Regions from separate parts of the Mus musculus genome. Here region 2 is linked to region 1. The links are chromatin loops, found by intact Hi-C in ENCODE. Cell type or tissue: heart. All regions are shown on one strand. Links, peaks and the distances in the headings refer to the core of each region. The heading gives the core; the rest is flanking DNA. Region 1 has its middle 6.5 kb from the start of Tmem150cos. Region 2 has its middle 20 kb from the start of Gm45913.

Region 1 (2,912 bases), core at 232-2,731:
TGGTCCAGGCTCAGCCTCCAGGGTACTAGGGTCTAGATGGGTGCTACTACACTTCATTTCATCCAATTATCTCCTGAATGCCTACCCCGTTGGGATTTGAACACTGGAATTTCAAGGAACAGTCCTGGCGAGCCACCACAGCAACCGTCTGACAATGCCCGTAACGGCTCGAAGGGATTGGCCGTACCTTCCCGAGCTTGGAACTCTGCCAGTTCTGGCAGCTACCCAGGCCACTTTGCTGAAAGAGTTAAAAGACAAATGTATTAAGCACAGCTGAATGGAATGATGGGTAATAGTTGGACAAACAATATACTTGGCCTAAAAGCTTGTTAGGAAGATCAGAAAAATATGATCTTTGGTGAATTAGGGCTTTGAATAACACGTCCTGGTGTTTTCTTGGCAGATAGGGGTTTCTATATGATCCCTTTCCCCACCTCTCCCGGGCGCACTGAAAATCCTAACACCCAGTAACAAAGACCGCAACCCTATGGGGGGCGGGGGGATTAAAATGGAGTTAGACCCTCGCTTGCATTACTGTCAGGGCTCATCATAGTCTCTTCTTCATCTGCTTGGCTTGCTTCCTTCTTAGGCTTAATCTCAAAAGTTGAAACTTCAGGTCTAACTCTTCCCCTAGTCAAAACTCCATGATTTAACAGCATTTCTATGCCGATCAGCTCTCAACCTCAGCCTGCTCTGCGGTCAGGCCAGAGCTTTAGGCTCTGGGCTCGCACTCACTGGTTTGGTTACTTCTTACCTCTGTCTCCCAGTCTACATCAGCTTTCCACTTTACACATCAAGTCACTGTCTCCATAGCAACAGCTATCCAGTTACTCAAGGTAAAATTGTAGGCGTTTCCCTTTCCAGTCCTGTCAACCTAAAGTGGTTATCAACACCTCTAAGACATCCATGTCCATTTCTGGTGTTACCACACCAAAACCAGCCACTGCTAGCCCTTCCATACAATAGTCTCCGATACAGGATCCGGCAGACAGAGCAATTAGCGGAGTTGAAAAATTAAAAACATTTCCCAGACATACCTACAGGAGGGTCTGGAACTGAGTTACTCAGTGAGATGTAAAACACTCTAAGGTCACTAAAATGCAAGTGTTTGGAGAGGTTGTAATAAGCAGGCTTGTACCCCACTTCTTGGCCAGCTTCATGGGTTAGCCATTGCTGTGACAACCGTGGCGGTTCCCAAACTCACCACTGTGGGGCTTCCTGGGGTGGTTCCCCTAACTGTCCCTCCTCTAAGCCTTCCATTGGTTTATGTAAAAACGCCTTATTCCTTTGTGGTCAAAATACCTGAGTGAGACCTTAAGAGATGGAGCATCAGCAAAGAGCGCTTGCTGCCCTTGAAGAACACCTACGTGTAGTTCCCAGCATCTACCTCAAGTGGCCCACAACTCCCCGTAACTCCAGTTTCAGATCTGATGCCATCTTCTGGCCTCCACCCACAAGCACATGATGGCACACACACACACACACACACACACACACACACACGCGCGTACTAAATCTTTTTTAAAAACACCCAAGCGCTTTCTGCTTCCAACTCTCTCCTCTCATAGGTCTTCCTATAGCAACCCATTCTCCATCAAACACAATTTAAGTCACCCAGTCCCGCTCAGAATTCCCCAGTAGCTTCCGACCACATCTAGAGTACAGGCTAAGAATTTCACTAGGATCCAACAACCTAATGGTCAGGCCTCTTCTGTAGACCTCTCTAACTGTATTCAGCCACGGGGCTCCCTAGTCCCCAGTCCCAGCACTTCTACCTAAATCTCTACATTTAATCCACACACAGTGTTCTCTCCCCTTCTCTATCTGGTCTCCCATGATTAGGTTACAAGCCCTGCCCGCCCTCCCAGACCTTACTTTGTCTTTGTTTGGTTTCCTAACATCTCTAGAGGATATGCATGCTGACCATAGGGACAATGTGCCCTCATGTCAGCCCAGGACTCACGTCTTGACAGAATAAACCTGAGAGAAACTCAAGGGCAGATTTTACTCATTACTCTATCAGCAACAACTGCGGGATTTTTGATTTGTTTTGAGACAGAGCTCACGTGGCCTTGGCTACCAGCCTGGAACTCCCTATGTAAACCAGGCTGGCCCCTGCCAGGGATTGTAACTGCAAGTCACCAGGCCGAGCTCTGCAAATTATTGTTGAACATTACTGAGGATGGTATAATATGGACATCAAGGCACAGGTGGTAGTATAGCAAACTGTTATGGGACATAGTATATTTAATTATTTTTTTATAGGAGTAAAAAAAAAAAAATTCCTGAAAACAAGCCCCTTTAAACACTGCTGCTAAAACTTGTCTACCCAAAAGGAATGTATTTTTTAAAATGTGTTTGATACAGGAGAGGAAAGGGGATTAGCGGGTGGGTTGTGGTTGGTATTACTGCCAAAACTTTGTCTAACTCCTCTGCTCTTGCAATAGCCTGTTACTGGCTTTTAAAGATAAATGAACTGTTAGTCATGTCCCTGCTCCCTCCCTGTTCCCACCTGATGCCTTTCAACGGGGCTGTGGGGAAGCAGCACCACCTGCTGGGCAGAGCCGGTCCTGCACCCACACAGGCATTTAAGGCCCTGCTGTCAACCAACCCTGGAAACATCAGTGACTCTCAGCCACCAAAGCCAGCCTAAACAGCAGACCTCTCAGCTCCAGAATTGCTGATTAGAGCCAGCTTCTGAGATTTCTCTCCCTCAAACTACGGTAAAACACTGGAAGTCAGTGCTACTGAGGGAAAAACACCAAAATATATCTAGCTTGACAAGGAGTCCCTTGCCCCCGGCTATAAACAGAGAGACCGGGAAAAACCCAAATGTTATCACACACATCTGACTGCATGTATGCCTGTGGACCACACGAGAGCCTGGTGCAGGGAGAGGCGTCAGATGTCCT
Region 2 (2,912 bases), core at 224-2,723, 250 kb before region 1:
CAAACTAAGACAAGCACACAGCACTCTAGAAAACCCAGAAAAACAGACAGATCCCTGAATGCTTTGCTGTTACCCCAAGTGTCTCAGGAATGACTCTGAGATCTGTTGTCTGCTGCCCCTCTACTTTGTTGAAAATATTTTAAAGCTTTCCACGGGAGCTGAAAATATGAGCTCTCTCCTTAGGCTTGAGATAAAGAAGACTCAGCCTTTGCCCGTATCCCTTGTGGTGAGAAGAGAAGAGGGGACCTGCAGCGCATTGGTGGCTCTCTATTGACTGCCCCACGTACACTCTGACTTTTCCCACTCTTGATCTGTATTTGGCAGCCGTGAGTGGTGGCTGAGTTCTATCCTTTGAGAATTTTGTTTCTGATAGCTGTGGTATCAGTGCCTCACAGAAATGGAAGCCGAATCCTCTTCCTACACCTCAGTCACTGAAGCAATGGAGAAACATGCAAGGCAGGGAGTGTTTCAGCTCTCCATGGCTTCTTACACCCCAAATGTGGTGGCTTCAAAACATGGGGAGACCATTCCTTGTGGTTCTATGGTTTGGCCGATGGCTTCCCGTATAGCCGCCATCCTTCACAAGGCGTAAAGCTGGGTGCTTTTGACTTTTAGGGACAGGGTTGAACACCTGTCTTTCTCACAGCGTCTCATTGTTTAGTGATCCATGCTGGCTTCCCTGTCACCTGCTCAACCCTTTCCTATAGCTTTGTGTTTATGGGGAAAGCAAGTGACAAGATGAGATACTTGGCAGTGATCAGGGTGGAGGGCAGGATTTAGGAAGACGTGATGGGGTGGGGGAGGGGAGGGGGAGGGGGACAGGAAGGGACTGAGGAGAAGGGGAGAAGGGGAGGGGGAGAAGGAGGTGGACAGAAAGGGAGGAAGGAGAAGGGGGAGAGAGAGGGCAGGGGAGGAGGGGGGAGGAAGAGGAAGAGAAGAAGGAGAAAATGTCTTATATTAAAATTTTTACTTCATTGTGTTTTTTTTCTGACCACGTTCCTAAGTTCCTCTGTAATCCCTTGGGTCTCTTTAAAATCTTAGCGTGTATGAATCCAGCCAGCCCTTCCCCCATCGTCTCCCCCTCCCCCAACGTAGCAAAATGCGAAGGTTGATCACCACCTGCTGGCTGGTGCGCTGATCTATCTCACCGGGACCTCCTTGAAGGGCAGTACAAAGAGACTGCCAGTAGGCGGCGCTGTGCCCACACCTCTGGCACCAGTGCAATGCTACCAACTTCACGAATTGCTAGATAACTAAAACAAGAAAGGCTCTTCAAAACTATGCCATTCGCTGATTTCTTCTTCCCCATGATGTACCTGTGGTCTGGAGAGGTGACTGTTGGAAACTGGGCTAAAATCCTCTTGACTTCCAGGTTGGCGTTTCCACTCTCCAATTCTCCCCCAGACAGCCCTACAGCCATCTCGGCTGTGACTTCAAATATCTTAGCAGTGTCAAAAACAAACAAACGAACGAACAAACAAACATCTTTTATATGTGTAAAAAAATCAGCAATGAACAGAATAGCTTTTTGGTGACATTTGTTTGTACCCTTTTGCATTTGTCCTTGCGGTAGTTAGCAAATATCTAGCAGAGATGGAATTAAATTTTCTTTAAAAATGTAGTTTAGTTAACAATTGCAAAGCCACGGGGGAAGATTCCAGTTTCTGCAAATAATTAAAATACTCAGGGATATGAGGCAGTTTGCAGTGTTAATCTTCAATTCTGTTATTGCTAGCTTAGGGATCATGGGGAAACTTCACATCTGTAAAATGGAGCAATGGTGTTGGTGGGTCATGTCATAGTCCAAGCGGTCAACACGTGCAAATGGTAGTGAGAGTAGTAATCATAATTTAGAATCTAGAACTCAGAACTGAAATCTAGTTGTTTCTATTACAACAGAGGAATTCCCCTCCTTGCTGTGGGTATGTAACTGTGGCATAGGTCTTTTGCATCCGTGTATAGCCACTCCAGACACTACCGTGGCTAGGAACTGTGAAAGTGGTGGGTGAGTGGCTTAGCTATGTGGCTGGTGAGTAAACAGGAGATGAGAAAGGAAGGAGGATGCCAGAATGACTTCTTCCCAACTGGGGACCCTTCTCATAGAAGGGTGTGGTGGGGGATCTGGGAAATAATAATAACAGCGCCAACAAGATGGCTCAGTGGGTAAAGATGCTTGCCACCAAGCCTGGGGGTCTGTCTGCGTGCAATCCCGGACATCTACATCGTGGAAAGAGAGAACTGATTCCAGTAAGGTGTCCTCTGGTTCCACACATGAGCACACGGACACACACACACACACACACACACACACACACACACACACACACACACCCTACACTGAAAAATGTAAAGAAATAGTAACTGTTTGCTTTCTGTGAAAACTTTTTTTTTAAGGTGTGGATCTTTGGTTTGTTTTTGAGATATGTTGCACAGTCTAGCTTCAAACTTGCCATGTAGCCCAGGATGGTCTTTAATTCATGATATTTCTGCTCCCTAGGGCTGGGATTCCAGGACTCGGACTCCCCACCTAGCTTTTTGGGTCATCTCTTACGGTGTCATCCACGTGACACTGGCTTCTTCTCTTCCTCTTCCTCCTCCTCTTCCTCTTCTCCTCCTCCTCTTCCTCCTCCTCCTCTTCCTCCTCCTCTTTCTTCTCTTCCTCCTCCTCCTTCTTTTTAAAAAGGATTTATTTATTTTATTTATATGAGTACACTGTAGCTGTCTTCAGGCACACCAGAAGAGGGCATCGGATCCCATTACAGATGGTTGTGAGCCACCATGTGGTTGCTGGGAACTCATGACCTCTGACAGAGCAGTTAATGCTCTTAACCACTGAGTCATCTCTCCACCACTCCCCCAGTGGTTCTTGTCTGATCTCTCCTGTGCTATGGTTTTCTCATTTGGACAGATGC

What was found. A loop is a pair of places that touch in the nucleus more often than their neighbours do. Peaks named below come from ENCODE experiments on the same cell type or tissue, not always from the same donor. Only the 100,000 strongest peaks of a DNase experiment are listed, where the experiment ranks them.
Region 2: a loop joins it to region 1, with 9 times the contacts of the local background. A loop is called at or near these places in 32 of 42 quality-filtered maps.

The regions. Positions count from the first base shown.
Region 1 is chr5:100,070,036-100,072,947 of GRCm38, reverse strand. No RefSeq gene overlaps it. Among named protein-coding and RNA genes, the nearest start is that of Tmem150cos, 6.5 kb to the left of the region's middle. In heart, for the core only: a CTCF peak has its summit at 1,219; a DNase peak (open chromatin) is centred at 2,557.
Region 2 is chr5:100,320,512-100,323,423 of GRCm38, reverse strand. No RefSeq gene overlaps it. Among named protein-coding and RNA genes, the nearest start is that of Gm45913, 20 kb to the right of the region's middle. In heart, for the core only: a CTCF peak has its summit at 1,195 (motif pointing right); no DNase peak of the experiment used is centred there; H3K27ac peaks cover 461 bases.